Regions from separate parts of the Homo sapiens genome. Here region 2 is linked to region 1. A link is an interaction called in ENCODE POLR2A ChIA-PET data of the cell type or tissue named here. Cell type or tissue: endothelial cell of umbilical vein. All regions are shown on one strand. Links, peaks and the distances in the headings refer to the core of each region. The heading gives the core; the rest is flanking DNA.

Region 1 (11,214 bases), core at 1,995-9,994:
AGTTCTGATGGTGGGGCCCTGACCTGGTAGGATTAGTGTTCTTATGACACACTGGAGAGTGCTTTCTCTCTCTCCCTCCCAATCGTCTCCCTCCCCATACCCAGGCCCCAGGAGAGACCATGTGAGGGCACAGCTAGAAGGTGGCCATCCGGAGCCAGGAGGAGACCCCGCAGAAACCATATTGCCCAGATTCTTGATCTTAAACCTCTAGCCTTTATAACTGTGAAAAAAATAATTTCTTGACATTTCTGTCAAATAAACAAGCAAGCAAAAAAAGATACAAAAACAAATTAATGAATTTTTGTTGTTTAAGCCAGAAACAGTATTTTGTTATGGGGGCGTGAGCTGACTAATACATATGGTAAGAGTACATTTAGTTTTGTAAGAAACTGCCATGGCTGACATGGTTGTTCACGCCTGTAATGCCAGCACTTTGGGAGGCAGAGGCGGGCAGATCACTTGAGGTCAGGAGTTCGAGACCAGTCTGGCCAACATGATGAAACCCTGTCTCTACTAAAAATACAAAAAATTAGCCAGGTATAGTGGTGGGTGCCTGTAATCCCAGCTACTCGGGAGGCTGAGACAGGAGAATTGCTTGAACCCAGGAGGCAGAGGTTGCAGGGAGTCTAGATCATACCATTGCACTCCAGCCTGGGCAACAGGAGCGAAACTCCATCTCAAAAAAAAAGAAAAAAAGAAACTGCCAAACTGTCTTCCAAAGTGGCTGTTCCATTTTGCATTCCCACCAGCAATGAACGTGAGTTCCTGTTGTTCCTCATCCTTGCCAGCATTTGGTGTTGCCAGTGTTTTGAATTTTGGCCCTTCTAATAGGTGTTATTTTTATTTATAATCTCTAGTGCATATCATATTGAACATCTTTTTGTATGCTTATTTGCCATCTTTATATCATCTTTGGTGAGGTGTCTGTTCATGACTTTTTGCCCATTTTTAAATTGGGTAGTTTCTTTTCTCACTGTTGAGTTTTAGGAGTTCTTTATTTATTGTGGATAGCAGTCCTTTATCGGATGTGACTCTTGCAAATATTTTCTGTTGATTATCTTTTTATTCTCTTGACCTTGTCTTTCACGAGTAGAAGCTTTAAATTTCAATGAAGTCCAGCTTATCAATTTTTTTCTTTCCAGGACCATACCCTGAGTATATCTAAAAAGTCATTGCCATGCCCAGGGTCACCTAGATTTTCTCCTAAGTTATCTTCCGGGAGTGTTATAGTTTAGTGTTTTACATTTAGGTCTGTGATCCATTTTAAGTTAATTTTGTGAAGGTCTGTGTCTAGATTCGTTTTGGGGGGGCATGTAAATTTCCAGTTGTTGTAGCACTATTTGTTGAAAAGACTATTTTTTTCTCCATTGTATTGCCTTAGTCACTGTTTTTTGTTTTGTTTTGTTTTGTTGTGTGTGTGTGTGTGTGTATGTATGTGTTTTAATATAGACAGGGTCTTGCTATGTTGCCCAGGCTGGTCTCAAACTCCTGGGCTCAAGCTATCCTCCAGCCTTGGCCTCCCAAAGTGCTGGGATCACAGGCATGAGCCACCATGCCTGGCCCTTAGCCACTGTTTTAAAGCACATTTTACAGCAGGGAAAAATTAAGGAACTTTCTCCAGGAACACTCAGCAAGTACCTGGTAGATGAAATCCAATGTAAATTCTCTGATTAACTTAGGCTCTTATCTACATCTCTGTTGCCTCTCTGTTTTTTGCATATATATATATATATATATATATATATATATATATATATACTTTTTTTTTTTTCAAGACAGAGTCTCAGTCTGTCACCCAGGCTGGAGTGCAGTGGTGCAATCTTGGCTCACTATAACCTCCGCCTCCCAGGTTCAAGCGATTCTCATACCTCAGCCCCCTGAGCAGCTGGGATTACAAGCGCCTGCCACCATGCCCAGCTAATTTTTGTATTTTTAGTAGAGACGGGGTTTCACCATGTTGATCAGGGTAGTCTCGAACTCCTGACCTCAAGTGATCCCCCTGCCTCGGCCTCTCAAAATGCTGGGGTTACAGGCATGAGCCACCGAGCCCGGCCATGGTTAAATCTTTATCAGCATACTTGGTTATTTCTTAGAATAAATTTCTAGCAAGAGAATTAATTGCTGGGAGCAGCTTTCTGAACCTTTGCTCAGGTGGGCACCTTGGTCAAGTAACAGGTCACCTACCTTCTCGGAACCACAGCTGAAACGCATTTGATTTGTCTAAGTCCTGGGCCGCATGCCAGTTCTTTGTTTTTGAAGGTGTGAATTTTCATCTCTTTCAGAGTCCTCATACAGGAAATGTAGAGAAACTACAATGGGAACTGCTAGCCTGGTATCATTTTGAAACAGCAAAGTCTTGTTTAATTTGATTCTCCGGAGGTCCCTGAGCCCCTGCCATGTGACTGTCACAGAGTTATTTTGCACTCAGAGAACTCAGTCTCCTGTGTGCATCGGCACTGGGGAGGGAGGAGGGAGGCAGGAGCTTACACAGCTCTCTTGAGTGCCACGCAGACTGTGCCAAGCCATATTATAAAGGGTTTTGACAGCCCAGAGAACAGCGTAAATTAGGGTTTCAGAAGGTGGATTTGAGAGCTAACGGACAAGCGAAAGACTTGGAGAAAGGCCTAGAGATGTGGGAAGACTTTGGGGGCAAAGACCTTGTGGTCACAGTGAAAAGAATGTGTATGTGTGTGCGTATGTGTATGTGTGCGTGTGTATACTGCTGTGTTTATGTGCAGGGGATGTTTAAGAGGATATGGTTTACAACTGTGGAAAGAGTAAATGGCGTGAAGCTTTGAATGAGAGGCCAACAAGGCTAGTCCCTGTACTATAAGCAACAGGAAACTAGAGAAGGCCTTTTAAAAATAATACATAGTCCAAGCACGGCAGTCCAGCCAGGAACAAAAACAGACTGTCTATTAGGCTGTAGCTTGGTGCCAGTGTTGTTCTCTTCGCCACCCCTCTTTTCCACTGGTGATTAGGAGAGTAGAGCTGGGGGAAGATGAGCATACTCTCAGAGGCCTGAAGAATATGCAGGCCAGGGACGGTTGCTCATGCCTGTAATCCTAGCACTTTGGGAGGGTGAGACACGAGGATTGCCTGAGCCCAGGAGTTCTAGGCCAGCCTGGGCAACATAGTAAGACCCCATCTCCATTATTTAAAAAAAAATTAAATTAAAAAAAAAAGAACGTTCAACAGGTCTTCACTTTTTTTTTTTTTTTTTTTTTAGACAGAGTCTTGCTCTGTTGCCCAGGCTGGAGTGCAGTGGTGTGATCTCACCTCACTGCAACCTCCGCCTCCCGGGTTCAAGCGATTCTCCTGCCTCAGCCTCCCGAGTAACTGGGATTACAGGCACCCACCACCACACCTGGGTAATTTTTGTATTTTTAGTAGAGACAGGGTTTCACTATGTTGGCCAGGCTGGTCTCAAACTCCTGACCTCAGGTGATCTCTGGCCTCAGCCTCCCAAAGTGCTGGGATTACAGGCGTGAGCCACTGTGTCCGGCCAAGTCTTTACTTTTGATTCAGGCAATATCTAAACCCACACTGAGTGGTGTTTCCAAATCTATTCAACCGGTCTCACAGTCTAGTTCTAATCATTTCAGGAGTTTGGTGCTTTAAAAGGCAAGGGTAGTGAAGACAGGGAGGTTGAAGGCCCGACGTACAGTTACTGAAATGCACAGGGTCCTGGCTTTCATGCCCAGAGAAGTTACAATCGAATCAGCGAATCTGTTGCTAGGGAGCTGAAGCAGGCCCGATGATAGACAGAGAATTGGGGGTGGGGCAGTTTAGGAAGCTTTTCTGGGGTGTAAAAATTGCTAGTTCTGGTCAGACATGGTGGCTCATGACTGTAATCCCAGCACTTTGGGAGGCCAAGGTGAGCGGATTGTGAGGTCAAGAGATCGAGACTATCCTGGCCAACAAGGTGAAACCCCGTCTCTACTAAAAATATAAAAATTAGCTGGGCGTGGTGGTGAATGCCTGTAGTCCCAGCTACTCGGGAGGCTGAGGCAGGAGAATCGCTTGAACCCAGGAGGCAAAGGTTGCAGTGAGCCAAGATCACGCCACTGCACTCCAGCCTGGGCGACAGAGCGAGAGACTCCATCTCAAAAAAAAAAAAAATTGCTAGTTCCTTTTGTGGCTGCTCCTAATATAGCAGCCTGCTGCTCTCTCCTCTAATCTCACCGTGGCCACCACCACCTCCCAAGAAGACTGTTGCTGCATCCAAATGCTTGGCATAAACTGCCCCTGAAATCCAGCACTAACAGAAAGACACACCCTGAAACACTACACATTTTGCCGAACATTGTAGTTTGCTATCCTTTTTCAAAAGGACAAGTTTTAATAAGCCAAAGCTTGCATTCAATTCTCTTAAACCTGAAAATCTGTCTGCTCCTTGTTGGAGAGTTAGTCTTAAAGGCTGAGAAGCACTAGATAGCCATAAAATCAGGCTAATCTTCCTTGCCTTCACAGCAAGGAAGGAGAAATTCCTCAGGGAGCCCAGGACTGGGCACTGCAATTATACCCTGAAATGAAGGTTGCCGTGGCTGGAGCAGAGTTGGGAAATCCAGTCTGAAGCCTCCCTTCAGACTATGGGGGCTGCTGGGGAAGCCCTGGGGATCAGTTTCCTCCAGTCTGAATAAGTTGCTGAAGGCAAATAAAGCTCTAATTTCCCCCATTTTTTTTAACACCACCAAGAACTGAAAGAAACCCTAAGACAATCAATACACATTTCCATTTAATTCACCAGCAATTTTCTACCAAGCTTTGTACAAGATGCTATTGCAGTTGTTATCAAGAATGATACATTTAACAATGATTGGTAGGTAAGCTATGCTAATTATTTCAAACTAAAAACCATATTTTTCTCTTTTTTTCTTTTTTTAAAGTATTTTTATTTTATTTACTTATTTATTTTTGAGATGGAGTCTCGCTTTGTCACCAGGCTGGAGTACAGTGGCGCGATCTCAGCTCACTGCAGTCTCTGCCTCCTGGATCCAAGTGATTCTCCTGCCTCAGCCTCCTGAGTAGCTGGGACTACAGGCACGTGCCACCACATCCAACTAATTTTTGTATTTTTAGTAGAGACGGGGTTTCACCATGTTGGCCAGGATGGTCCCAATCTCCTGACCTCCTGATCCGCCCGCCTCGGCCTCCCAAAGTGCTGGGATTACAGGTGTGAGCCACTGCGTCCGGCCCCATTTTTTTCTTTTATTTATTTTCTTTTTTTGTTTAAAACCATATTTTTCTGATTTTCCTCTGTTTAGCAACTTATTCTGAAAAGAGTCGCAGAGTCAAATAATGTTTGCTGTTTCCTTCTCATTTTCCAGGCTTCTGTATGTTGGAGGGGCCTAGACCTCAGTCCTGGAGCCTCTTCTCATCTCTACCACTCCCTCTGTTATCTGGTCCAGTGCAGTGGCCTTCTGTATCCTTATACTCATAAATGCCCCTTCAGATTCAGATTTCCAAGGACCATCAACATGGCCATGTGGATGTTCAATAAGCATCCACAACGGCACAGTGGCTCATGCCTGTAATCCCAGCACTTTTGGAGGCTGGGGCGGGAGGATCACTTGAGGCTAGCAGTTCCAGATGAGCCTGGCCAACATGGTGAAACCCCATCTCTTCTAAAAGTACAAAATTAGCTGGGCGTGGTGGCAGGTGCCTGTAATCCCAGCAACTCAGGAGGCTGAGGCAGGAGAATCGCTTGAACCCAGCAGGCGGAGGTTGGAGTGAGCCGAGATTGTGCCACAGCACTCCATCCAGGGCGACAGAGCAAGACTCCATCTCAAAAAAATAAAAGTAAAAAAATCAGCATCTCTGACCTCATACTTTACGCACACACACCCCAATGCCTCTTCTCCCATAGTCTTCGTTATCTCCATAAACTGAAACTCCTTCCAGCTGCTTAGGCTTCGAACCTTGAAGTCATCCTATATTCCTCTTGGTCCTTCACTTCGTAGATGTCATCAGCAAACCCCACTTGCCCTACCACCAAAATATATTCAGAATCCCTCTCATCTCCTTTCTCTTTACCATCCTAGAGCAAGACATCATAATCTCACTTCTGGAGTATTCTAGCAGCCTCCTAGCTGGCCTCCGTACAGTCCGGTGGATTCTCTCTGCCACTCAAAACCTGCACAGGTTCTTTTTCCCTGGCCCTGGCCCCAGCCCCCTCCCTCTGAGTTGCTCTCCCACCCACTGTCCCTTGCCCACTCTGCTGCGGCCACTCTGGCCCTTTCCTGATCCTTGAACAAGGTAAGCGCTCTCCAGCCTTCAGCGAGCTCACTCTTCCCACAGATATCTGTGTAGCTTGATCCCTTCGCTTTCTTCACACCTCTGTGGAAATGCCACCTCAAACTACCTAAAATGGCAATGCCCTCCTCCATTGCACTCTTGCCCCCTTATTCCGCCATATTTTTCTCCATTGCACTTAGCATGACTCAGCATATTATCTACTCATTAGTTTGTTTATTGCCTGTCATCCCTCTACTAGAATATAAAGTCAGGGAGGGCAAGATCTTCATTTTGCCTGCTGCTAAACCCCCAGTGCTTGGTATCTAGCAGATGCTCAATAAATATGTGTTAAGTGGGGGATTAAAAAGCCCTTAAGGGCCCAGGCACGGTGGCTCACACCTGTAATCCCAGCACTTTGAGAGGCCGAGGTGGGTGGATCACCTGAGGTCAGGAGTTCAAGACCTGCCTGACAAATACGGTGAAACCCCATCTCTACTAAAAACACAAAAATTAGGTGGGCATGGTGGCGCGTGCCTGTGGTCCCAGCTACTCTGGAGGCTGAGGCAAGAGAATCACTTGAACCTGGGAGGCAGAGGTTGCAGTGAGCCAAGATCACACCACTGCACTCCAGCCTGGGCAACAGAGCGAGACTCTGTCTCAAAAAAGAAAAGAAAAGAAGAAAAGCCCTTAGGGTTCATTCAGTGCAAATGTGTCACTTTATAGATAAAGATACCAAGACCAGAGAGGACAGCTGTCCAGATGAGGCCACTTAGATTAATAATGGTGCTGGAACAAGTGCCTGAGTGCCTTGACACCTGGCCAGCTCTGCTACACCGAGGCCTGGGTGAAGAATGCATTTAAGTAGATGCCCAGCATGCGTGTTCAGGTGTATCATACAACACTTAGCTTTCTCTCTATAATATACTCTGATGCTTATATTCCATCTATTTCATTTTTTGAAAAATGCTGACCACACTCAATTAAATTAATTTCATGTCCTATTAATGGGTTGTGACCCAAAGTTGGGAAACAGAACACTAAGGCCAGGCGCAGTGGCTCATGCCTGTAATCCCAGCACTTTGGGAGGCCGAGGCGGGCGGATCACCGGAGGTCCGGAGTTTGATACCAGCCTGACCAACATGGTGAAACCCCATCTCTACTAAAAATACAAAAAAAAAAAAAAAAAAAAAAGAATTATCCTGGCGTGGTAGCAGACGCCTATAATCCCAGCTACTTGGGAGGCTGAAGCAGGAGAATGTCTTGAACCTGGGAGGTGGAGGTTGCGGTGAGCAGAGATTGCGCCACTGCACTGCAGCCTGGGTGACAAGAGCAAAACTCCATCTCAAAAAACAAAAAAAAGGAAAAGAAAGAAAAAAAAAAAGAAAAGAGCACAGTATATAACAGAGTGAAAAAAAAATATTGGCTGGGTGCAGTGGCTCACACCTATGATCACAGAACTTTGGGAGGCGAAGGTGGGCGGATCACCTGAGGTCAGGAGTTCGAGACCAGCCTGACCAATATGGTGAAACTCCGTCTCTACAAAAATACAAAAATTAGCTGGGCATGATGGTGGGTGCCTGTAATCCCAGCTACTGGGGAGGCTGAGGCGGGAGAATTGCTTGAACCCAGGAGGTGGAGGTTGCAGTGAGCCGATATCGCACCATTGCATTCCAGCCTGGGCGACAGAGTGAGACTCCATCTCAAAAAGAAAAAAAAAAAGAAAGAAAAAAATTCTGTACCTTTTTTAAGTACTAAGATGCATGGCTAATGCACGAAAACATTTGAAAAGTGCTAGAGTAAAATGATCTATTAACAGTAATAACTACAGTGAACTCAAGTATGCAGAGAAATAAAAAAATATCCAAGGCCTGGTTTCTTGGCCCTCGTCTCTCATGTATGTTAATCTTGAAGCATCATCTTCTCCTGGCTCCATTCTATCTCTGTCGACAGTCCTGAATTTCATGCCATTCCATATCATATTCATTTTCTTGGTTTTGTGACTTGTTTTCTGCACCAACTCATGCTTATAAATTGCCGCTCTGTACTTGCAGTCAGAACGCTGCATTCCAAAAGGAGGCAGGAGGCATGGCAAGGGTTTCCACATAGCTGACTTTGTTTTGACAGTGATGGTATCTGATGGAGTGGGAGCTGATGGCAGCCCAACGCCCAGTCTCTTTGTCCACACCAACTATTCATAGCTGGCGAAGGCGGGGAGGTACACATCAGTGTGGGGGTGAGAGACCTAGAGGCTGGTCAAATAGAGGACGGGGAATATGTGGTTATGCAGGGCACGGAGGTCAGGGTCATGTTAAAAATCAAGTATTTAACATATTGGCTGAGGCACAATAACTCTAGTCTAAATTTATCCCACTCTTCCAACTCTCTCAGGACTGACAGAGCAGCTAGTGTTACCACTCGGGAAAAAGTCAGAGCAGGGTCTAAATTTGTATCTAAAAGAAATCTCAGATGCAAGATTCAGAGAATTCCACCAGGCTCCTTCAGATGTCCTGAAAGATGCTCTGGGTAACCCGATATTGTTGGAGGACAAAACAGTTATATAAATCTAAGATAGGGTCACCTTCTTCGTTATCACTGCTGTCATCATCAACCTGGCTGGGAATTTCACTGCCAGTATACCACAGGGTCCAGGCCATTCAGACTCCCCCTGTCATGGGATAACCAGACTCCCGAGCTGGTTATTCTCCATGTGCCTCCCCTGTCCACTGCCTCTCCTGCCCTCTGTGTTTTCTATAACTGCATCACCAGAGTCCCTGTTCCCTTGGCTTCCTGTTGGGTTTGTCTAATGGGAGGCGCTGGCAAGAGATTGGAGGTTGACACATTTATTCCCTGCTCCATCCCACCCCCATCCGCGCTGGCTCAACCCTGCTTTCCTGCTGTTACATTCTTCTATGGCTCTGGCTTCTGTGGGAAGGTCCGTCTCCCATAACTCTGCTCACAACATTTCCTCCTTTGCCCCTTCAGGCCTGGTCCCCGGCCCTGGGCACCTCACCATTCTTTGTTGGTTCCTTGCCTCTGGCTACACGTTTGTGAACAGTCTCTGCTTCAAGCTTTTTTCCCCCTGTGCAAACACTTCCGGGTGTGCATCTGTTGCCTGCTGGTACCCTGACGGATGTAACTTGGTCTCACATCTATGGATGTTCAGGCCTCGCTCACAGCTGGATCTCACAGAGGCAGGACACCGTGCTGCCTTGAAATCGGAGCCCTGGCACAGGCCACTGGGTCTCTCCCTCTACCCATTCAGATCATGCACTTTTTGAGTGGCTGCAAGCAGCTGATGAGCTTAAGAAGTCTCTTATTTTGATGATGCAATTCTAGGTAGGATCAGGTGGGGCTGAAGCTCACAGCAGTAACCCCAGAAAGTCTTCCAGGCCTCACTCCTTTCCAAGAGCTCAGGAGATGCAGAAATGAGGTGGTTCAAGCTTGTCCCTAAGGGGACATAGACTCTCGTGCCTGGAAAAGCATTAAAGGTCACGCAGGCCAGCCCATTCCGTTTGTAGCTCAGGAAGCCGAGGCCCAGGAAGAAGAGACTCCCGTGGGGTCAGAGGGTAAGGTAGTGGGAGAGAGAGGATAAGAATCCAGAGCCCCTGAACATTCATCCTCAAATCTTCATGCTGGAAGGAGTATTAAAGGGCACACTGACCCCAATAAACAACAAGCCACCTGCAGTACAGGGTTTTGCCATCTACAAGGGGGGACTGCCAGAGCCTCAGTTGTCCCTGGTGTCCCCCAAACCCTAAGCCTAGCCAGGGACTCTCCAGACAAAACAGCATGGTGTGATTTGGAGTGAGGAGGCACCCTAGGGAACTCCTTTCTACTCACAGAGACTAACACCTCCTGACTCCTACAGTGACCAGCTCCCTCCTGACGGGTCAGCTTCCTGAATGGCCACACAAGGCCTGGGCTGCAGGGCCCCTCCTGTGCTCCCTAGCAATGGCCGTGTGATGAATTTTTACCAACAGAAGCAAACAGAAGTTACGGCTCACTTCCGGTTTGTGGTGGTGAAGGAAAAGCTTTGCTTTCTCTTCTGTCCACCTGGCTGGAAGCAAAGGATTCCAAGATGGTGAAGACACACATGAGCACAGCCAGGATGCCCAGTTTGGAAGACAGCTGTGTCAGAGTGCCGCCCCCACCAGCTCCACCCACATCCGACCTTGAAATGAAAGAGAAATAAATAAGTTTTTGTTGTGTCCAGAACCGCGATCGGGAGTGGGAAGGGCAGGCTACAGCCGGTGCCAACAACCCTGGTTAACACAGATATTGTGTCACTGTCCAGGTGACCCCCATTTCCCACCCATGACTCAGCTCTTCTTTTCAGACACATCTTGCAGCTCCATCTTTCTCACCCCTCCTCCCATCCTGCCCTGTCATAGGTGTCTAATGCCACCGTGCCTCTCCTCTGCCCTCTCCTCTCTTCCCTCAACATCTTTCCTCATTGTGTACCACCCGAACTACTCAAATGGCCCCTTCTCCCCTTGAAAGTGCCTTTTCCATTCTGCCAGAACCGTTTCTTTTTTTTTTCTTGCCTATGTAAGTATGAACTTTATTATTGTTTGTTTTGACTGTTTATATATATATATATATTTTTTTTTTATTATTATACTTTAAGTTCTAGGGTCCATGTGCATCATGTGCAGGTGTGTTACATGTGTATACATGTGCTGTGTTGGTGTGCTGCCCCCATTAACTCGTCATTTACATTAGGTATATCTCCTAATGCTATCTCTCACCCCTCCCCCCACCCGTTTCTTTAAAGGGCCCTCTGACCCTCTTCAGTCACCCAAACAACACACCTAGACCTTCCCCTGGAATTGTCTGGATCTCACAGTCATTGCTGGGTCCCTTAAAGCAAAGCTGCTGGTGAATAACAATATATAACAATATTCTCTTTGGGTTTGCAAATGCCCAAAGAAGTCTCTGTTATCACCTTTATTGTTTAAGAGGGACAATAATTTAAGA
Region 2 (8,255 bases), core at 1-8,000, 76 kb before region 1:
ATTTGCCCCAATTTAAATTTAGAAATGACCAGTTTCAGTAGTAGCTGAACCTGTTCAAAATGTTAATAAAAGTTTTGTTGCACAGTAGCCAAAAAAAAAACACAGTCAACCTTAACTTTTCCTTAAATAACAATTAATTCAACATGAACTATGATGCAAGTTCCTTCACGCTGGTCTCAACTTCTTCTCCACTAAAATAAGGCAGATAGAATAATTTCTACAATAAGTATCAACCAAAAAGGTTTTGAGCTACACAAGCATAGCCTTTGTATATGGCCTGCTGGTACACTCTTTCACCACTAGGGGATGTTCCAACATTAGTAAGGAGAAAAGGCTGAGTTACAACAAGACTTAAGAAATAGAACTGCTGCAGTTATCTGAAGTGATCAAGAATGATTAAAGATGAGAAATTATCTCAAAGAACTAAAAACAGAACTACTATTCAACCCAGCAATCCCATTACTAGGTATATATCCAAAGGAAAATAAATCGTTCTACAAAAAAGACACATGCACTCATATGTTCATCACAGCACTATTCACAATAGCAAAGACATGGAATCAACCTAGGCATCCACCAACAGTGGATTGCATAAAGAAAATGTGGCACACATACACTATGGAATACTATGCAGCCATAAAAAATAATAAAATTATGTCTTTTGCAGTAACACGGATGCAGCTGGAGGCCATTATCTAAGCATTCGAATTAATGCAGAAACAGAAAACCAAATACTATATGTTCTCACTTGTAAGTGGGATCTAAACATTGGATATACATAGACATAAAGATGGGGAACAATGGACACTGGCAATGACTAGATGAAGGAAGGGGTGGGGCAAGGGTACCTATTGGGTACTCTGCTTACTACCTGGTTGATGGGATTAATCATACCCCAAATCTTAGCATCACACAATATGATCCATGTAACAAACCTGCACAGGTATTCCCTGAATCTAAAATAAAAGTTGAAATTTCAATGAGAAATTATATATTTTAGTACCAGTGGAGATCGTGACATGGAAAGCAGAATTGCCTTTCTAAAAGATGCCCTGCATTCATGTGTCTCAACAAAAAATTAATGTACGCAATAAAACACAAAACAAATGATAATGGGGCGGAGAGAGACAGCTATATTAATACTCCCTGTACATTCTAGTCTGAAAGTAGAATTTAGGAATCTTGCAAAGTTGTAAAGCAAGGAAGAGAACAATAACAAAGAGCAAATGAACCTATTACAGAACAAGACGATGTATTTAAAGTATAAAATTATATGGTAAGACATTATTTGCCCATTAAATTGGTGAAAAAAAAAAAACCTGACAAGGAGCAACCTTATATATTGGTCTTAGGAGTGAATCTGTCCTACCTTTTTAAAAAACCAATTGACAAGATACTTAAATTTTGTCTATGGCCATACCACCTTGAACGTGCCAATCTCATCTGATCTCAGAAGATATTTAAATTTAAAACCTATACACTTTGATCCAACAATCCCAGTTTTTAAAATCTATGACAAATACATATATAGGTACATAGGAACAAAACATGTATATTGCAGCACTGTTTGCAGCAGGGGGAAAAAACCTAGAACCCACCTGAACGTCCATCAATAGAAGAATAGATGAATAATTTATGGAATTAAGGAGAATGAGTTAAATCTATGTGTAGAAACCAAGATAGAGCTATGTAATATATAAAAACAGGAAAAAAGGAATATGTCTAATACACTATTTTTATAGCAACCAAATAACTCTGTGGATATGTGTTTTTAAAAGACCAAACAGAAAGGTGTAAGATACACACCAAACTGTTAACATCATCTTGTATTGCAAGGCAGAGGCTACCATTAACGGTTTCTTCAAATTCCTCTGCATCTTTAGATTTATGAAGTAGAGTATAAAAGTTTTGTGCTTTCTTTCCTTTGGGGGGTGACAGTGGGTATTTAAAAGCAAAAACACCTAGTTAGAACAAATAAAAGAGTTTTTCGGGTTTTTTTAAGAGATGGGGTCTCACTCTGTCACCCAGGCTGGAAGACAGTGGCACCGTCACAGCTGACCACAACCTCAACTCCTCAGCTCAAGGGATGCTCCCTTGAGCAGGAAGGGGCTGCAGGCCTGAGCCACCACACCTAACTAATTCCCCCAATTCCCCCATAAAGATGAGGTCTCTTCATCTTGCCAGGCTGGTCTCAAACACCTGGGCTCAAGGGATCCTCCCACCTTGGCCTTCCAAGCAGCTGGAAATAGGAGTATGTTAAAATAAGCAGAAAAGAAATCGTGTGGCATGGGCACTTAATATAATAGAAATTGACAAATCAAGAGTTTCAATAACAGCTTGTGTAAACAAACCAAATGATAAATAAGCCTAATTCCCCCAAACTAAAAATTATACTTTTTAGTTCAGAGTTAAGGTAAAGTTTTTGTTGAGTAATATGTAAATTAATGTCTTCCATTATAATGCAAATTAACAACTATTCATTTGAAACTGTAATGCTATTAATAAAAATCTCAAATAACTGCTGACATTTCAGTCATCAAATTAAAGATGGTCTCTGAAATTTAAACATTCATGAATTCTCATTTTACCATAGCTAAAATCAAGACACTGCTTAGATACAACCTTACAGCTGCTGCCGGCAAGTGGCTGCTGTGATGCGGTGCTCACTGCACACTCATGCTTCACACTGGCCACACCGCTCAGACTATGGTCATGCCAGCTAAGTAACGTGCACTGTTGCTAAGACTATGTTGAGTTTAAATTACTAATTAAAGTATTCAAAAAGATTACACTGTAGTTGCATAATACAACAAAAAGTAACGTTCTGCATAGAAAGATACTGAAATAGCGCAGCACGGTGGAGAGGAAAAGCTAGGATGAGAAAAAGGGGATGCTAGGGAATAATATAGGAATAGGGAAGAGTAGAGAAGAAAAAAAGAAGAGTGGAAGAAAATTTTCCAGAGGTTATACCTCCAAGTCTTCAGTGTGTTAAAAACATATAAACCTCAGAAATGTTTGTTTTTTCTTACTGATAGCAAACCTAAAAATAATTTTTTTCATTACTTCTGTATGGTTCACTTCAGAATTACTGTGCAATTTGAAACAAAGCAAAATTAGTTTTCCTCATGATCTACATACACTACAGAATGATTCATATTTCACTCTTCCAGATTCTGATTTGAAAAATCCAACCACAAAGAAGCACAAAATCACTAGGAAGCTATTCTGTACAAAAAGTAAAATCCTGCAAATGTATAAATGTAACTCATAGGTACTTGGGTCAACTTTAAGTTACATGAATTTGGGTTTTTCTACTTGAGTCCTTTGTCTAATCTGAAACCTACCCACGCTAACCCAGCATAGACAATGCAAAGGCCGTAACATTTACATTCAACAAATACTTCAAAAATACAGTAATATAAGTTGCTATTGAAGAAGTTAATCACCTTATTCACAGCACAACCATCATAAAAATGTTAACTTTCTAACCTCCTATGACTGTCCTGTATGCCACTATCCAGGATTTAAAAAAAACCACATACACACACACACGCACACAGACACACCCCACAATCAATGTATTTAGGCACTATAACAACCACAATAGTGACGCCTGTATGGGAATATTTAGTTTACACAACACTTTGATGGGCATTATCTACTCTTACTTACCAGAATACTGCCTTTCAAAACCAGGAAAAAATCATCTTCACTTAACCAAGATTAGTATTTTTCATTTTCACCAGAAAGTCAAGCATGGGGTGACTTTACATCAAAAAGCCTTACCAACAAATTTAAGGAATGACACGTAGGCAGCACCATCTTTCAAGGAACAAAATTCATTTAAAAACCAATTCTTACTCCACATGTACTTGAAATGCATTTCTCCATAAGGAAAATAGTGTCTAGATTCCTAAGATAGCCCACAAATGCCCATTTTACCTCTTACAACTCTGCTGAGCTGCAGTTCACATTACACTAGCCTGGGTTGCTGGGCAGGTAGCCAGGTTACCAAGCCTCCATTTCCTCTGCCCGCTTCTTAATTTTCCTATTAATATTCCTCAGGCTCTTCTCTTTGTAACAATCTCATCAGGGGTGGCACTACTGGACCATCGCGATGGCAACTACCAATTCACATTTTCAGCACTAATCTCTCATGTGCTTCAGACCCACAGATTCAACTACATGTTTGCAGACAGCTAACACTCAATAGGTTCATTTTCTCTTTCTTCCAAAAAATCTGCCCCACCACCCAGCCACCACCAATTCCCCCTACTCCTTTAATGAGTATGAGTTGCCTAAAAAGCCAAGCCAGGAATTTAGAAGTCACCTTCGAACTCTTCCTATCTCACACCTACATCCAACCGGCCACTCATCTTTTGACTACCCTTCTCAAATCCACCTCACCATGCCTATCTCCATCAGCTTTGCCTTGATTCAGGTCCTGAGCCCTCGTCTCCCTCATTCAAGTCTGTATGCAGCCAGATATGACCATTTCCCTCTCTACATAAAACTTCAGTAGCTTCCCGTTGTCTGTAGTAGCAATTCCCAAACTGGTAAAAGAGTACCTTCAAAGTAAGTTGTTGTTTTTTTTTTTTTTCAAAACAATTAAATTGAACTAGATTAAATAATATTAAGCAGGCCTCTCACTAGCAAAGTTTTGAAGTCTTACAACGCACAACATGATGTATTTCCCTGCCATGAGGAACTGGGGCGGAAGGGAGCCTCAACTGGGTTCCAAGGTCAAAGTCAAAACTGATTGCAAGACATGTAAGATCCTACAGACTCTGGCCCCGCCTAGTTGTCAACACCATCTGCCATTCATCAGTGGTTATCACTCGCCCCTTACAAACCTTACATGTCATTCATTTAGAACACAATCTGTAGTTCTTCAAAGAGCCCTACTGTTCCCTGACTCCACTTCTTTATATAGAATATTCCTTCTGCCAAGAATGCCCTTCTCTTAGTCTGGCTAAAGAGCTCCTACTTGCTCTTCCAGGACCAGCTCAAGCTACTAAGCTTTGATTGTCCCTTCCATCTCCTAGCAGAGGACTGCCCCCACCTTTCTCCCACCTCTGCAGGTATCAGAGCACTTTTCCAACAACGTTGAACTTATAGACTAAAAACCTTAAAGGCTGGGAACCAGGCAAGCATCCAGCAGTGCAGCTGAATAAAGGAGACAGGGCAAGACTGGGTGAAGGAGGGGTGGAATCCCTCTTCTTTTTGTGGGCAAAATTTGACAACAAAGTAATTTTGTCTTTGGCATGCTCCCGCATCTCATCCCTATTCCCCTTTCCCAGCTCTCCCAATATCCTGTGTTCCCAGGTCCCTTAGTGACCTCATGGAACTCTACACAACCTCCACCACAGCACTATGTTCTTCAGATCAACCCTTCCTCTTCCTCTTAATCAGGATCCTTCTGTTCAGAAGTTAACACATAAATTAGTGACAGCTTCTCATAGCTGTTAACCTAAGATGAATCACTAAGAAACAAAATTTTAAAAGAAGTATGGAGAGGATATGGGGAGTGGACACTCTATCGCACAGAAAGACTGGCCCAGAAGCATCTAGGAGTCTCTTCCTGACTGGGCCCCCCAGAAGTGTTTCCACCTCACTTCATCCACTCCTACAGATTAGCTGCAGTGAGTGCTACAGGTAGAGACAGAGCTGGGGCAGACACTACCATCCTACAGATCATCCATTCTTCTTGGGTTGAATACCTCTGTGTCTTTGTTTTAGTTTGAGACCACTTATGGTTAATTCTTCAGCAGACAGAAAGTTCTCACCAACATGTTCACCAATGAACTTAAAACAGTGTCTTCACTCTAGCCAAGCAGTTCCCTGAAATCTAACCCCAAACTACTGCTTGACTAGAAAAAGGTAAATTAAATCAGAAAACCAAGATGTTGTCAAGTATCCTAATTTTTCAGATAAATCTGTAAATATTAAATTAGCATTCTAGCAATAATCATTCTGGTTTATTGCCAATTTGATTTCATAAAAACTCATTTGTTAGAATGGTATTGCCTACCATGTGCCAACTAGTGGTCTAAATGCTGGAGGTTACAAGATTAAATTTCTAACCTTAAGGAACCACATCTAGTAGGCTAGACAAATAAGTAAGCAAACAAATATCAAACAAAATGGTGACCAATGGCACCAGGGAGAAAGAGAGAACCAAGAACAGAAAAGACTTCAAAAAAGAACTATCTCTTGATCTAAGACCAGAAGGATGTAAACTTGATCAAGCAAACAAGCAGTAAGAGGAAAAATGTTAGGGAGAAAATAGAGAGATGAAACCCAAGCAGGGGAACTGCCACATGCAGAGGTACTATAGTGAGAGATCCTAAAAAATGCCAGGAAAACAAGTTATTTAAACTGACTGGTGCACGGGGTGATAGCCTTTGAGGAATAATTACAAATGGAGGTTTAGAAGGATAGGACAGGATCAGATTATAAGGAAGGGTCTTGTTAGACATGATAAACAATACAGATTATCTTGTAGGTGATGGAGATTCTGAACTTTTGTCACCTGAAAGAGATCCTAGGCCAGGCCAAGGAGCCATATTCCTGAAGAATACAACGTGAATGGTATCCTCTGGACTTGTGCAATGCAACAGCACAGTGTTTACCTGCTGGACTGTGTATGTGTAAGAGAGAAGAACTCATTCATCGATGTCTCCCCAGCATCCAGCCCTGTGTTTGGCATGTACAGGAACTAAAACACTATTAAATAGTTAGAAGTACCAACACAGTCCTAAAGGCATAACCAAGAGGCCCTAACCAAGCCCCCTTCCTTGCTACCTATAAAATCACAACTCTTATACACTACAATAACTTATCATTGCCACAACTATTAAGGGAACATGAAGAATAGTGAGTCACTATGGGCCGCACCAGAGATTAGAAAGGATTGGGGCGGGGGGTACTCTTTAAGATGCTTCTGAATCTGACTAAATTAATGAGCTTATTCTATTCTCTTCATCAAACACTGAACAGAAAACCATGGGTTAGCTTAAAATTATTCTTCAACTAACTCTAAGGCAGTGCTGACAATTATGAAAAGTACATTTTCATATCAAAAAGACCCATTAAATATTTCAATTAAGCGTGTGCTAGGTTAGTCTAGTCTTTCAAGTAAGTGCTACAGACAAAATTATGTCATTTGCCTATTGTACTTTACATTTTACTTAGTATACTAATCTACTTATTATAATTAGCATTAAATAGGTTTCTATCTTTTGTGCTTAGGAAAATTAGAAACATAAACATTAAAAAAAGGAGAAACAAGGAAACTACAGATGAAAATTGTAAATGAGCTTAGAAAACTGGTGACTTAAGAAGCTAAGGCATGATCTAGAGATGAATGAAAAATCTTTGGTCTAAAAAAATAAAGTAAAATAAAATAAAATTTAAAAAAAAGAAAAATCTTCGGTCTATAAGGAACCAGTGACTAGGATTCCATGTTTAAAGAAATCTAAAGGTCACAAAATTGAAATATAATTCAAAGTCTTCTTTAAAAAAAAAGTAGAAATATTTGACTAATCAGAATTTTTAAATGAAAATAATGCATATAAAGTCCTATAAAATAAATACAATTACAGATAGTTTTAAATTTTATAAGGTGGTCAGAGACAGAGACATTGGGTAACAGTAACAAGATGGGAGAGAAAACAGACTGCAAACACACCAGAGACACAAAGAGAAAAACTAAAATATACATAAAATGTATATCGGAGATACATGAGGTTAACATCTTGAGCTTTTGAGGATGTTGCTACTAAAGATACAAAATCATAGATTGTTTTGGACATAAAAAGCCTGAATATAACATTATTGCCTGCTGTTCCAGTTAACAAAAAAACAAAGAGCAATCATCAATCACACCCCACACACACATCTGACTTGTTTTGAATATCTTCAATGTTACTAAGTTAACAAATAATAAGTTACCCTTCACTCAGACTCTTATCCTTACAATTCTCTAAGGTACCCTTTATCACCTCTATCTGGCAAATAAAAAAGCTCTCAGAGGTTCAGTGACTTACTTAACCCAGACTACAAGACTGGTATGTGACAGAGCTGTAATTCAAAATCACTATGGCTCTGAAGCCCACATTTTTATCCAATACACCATGCCCTCTCCCAGGACATAAGACTGTTAAGTTTTTAGCCACCATCATGTTTTTACATACTCATGTTTTCTTACTGTGCTATCCCCAGAGTAATACTTAAGTTTAGATACTTTAAATTTC

Evidence for each region. Peaks named below come from ENCODE experiments on the same cell type or tissue, not always from the same donor. Only the 100,000 strongest peaks of a DNase experiment are listed, where the experiment ranks them.
Region 2: POLR2A ChIA-PET joins it to region 1 with 9 read pairs; 8 of 35 experiments call an interaction of 5 or more read pairs at or near these places.

The regions. Positions count from the first base shown.
Region 1 is chr3:194,546,305-194,557,518 of GRCh38, forward strand. No RefSeq gene overlaps it. Among named protein-coding and RNA genes, the nearest start is that of TMEM44-AS1, 32 kb to the right of the region's middle. RefSeq lists a silencer at 7,332-7,530 and enhancers at 9,934-10,433, 10,328-10,657. In endothelial cell of umbilical vein, for the core only: no CTCF peak of the experiment used is centred there; a DNase peak (open chromatin) is centred at 2,737; H3K27ac peaks cover 240 bases.
Region 2 is chr3:194,472,181-194,480,435 of GRCh38, forward strand. All of the region lies in intron 2 of ATP13A3 (ATPase 13A3), which reads right to left. Among named protein-coding and RNA genes, the nearest start is that of ATP13A3, 11 kb to the right of the region's middle. In endothelial cell of umbilical vein, for the core only: a CTCF peak has its summit at 289; DNase peaks (open chromatin) are centred at 331 and 4,001.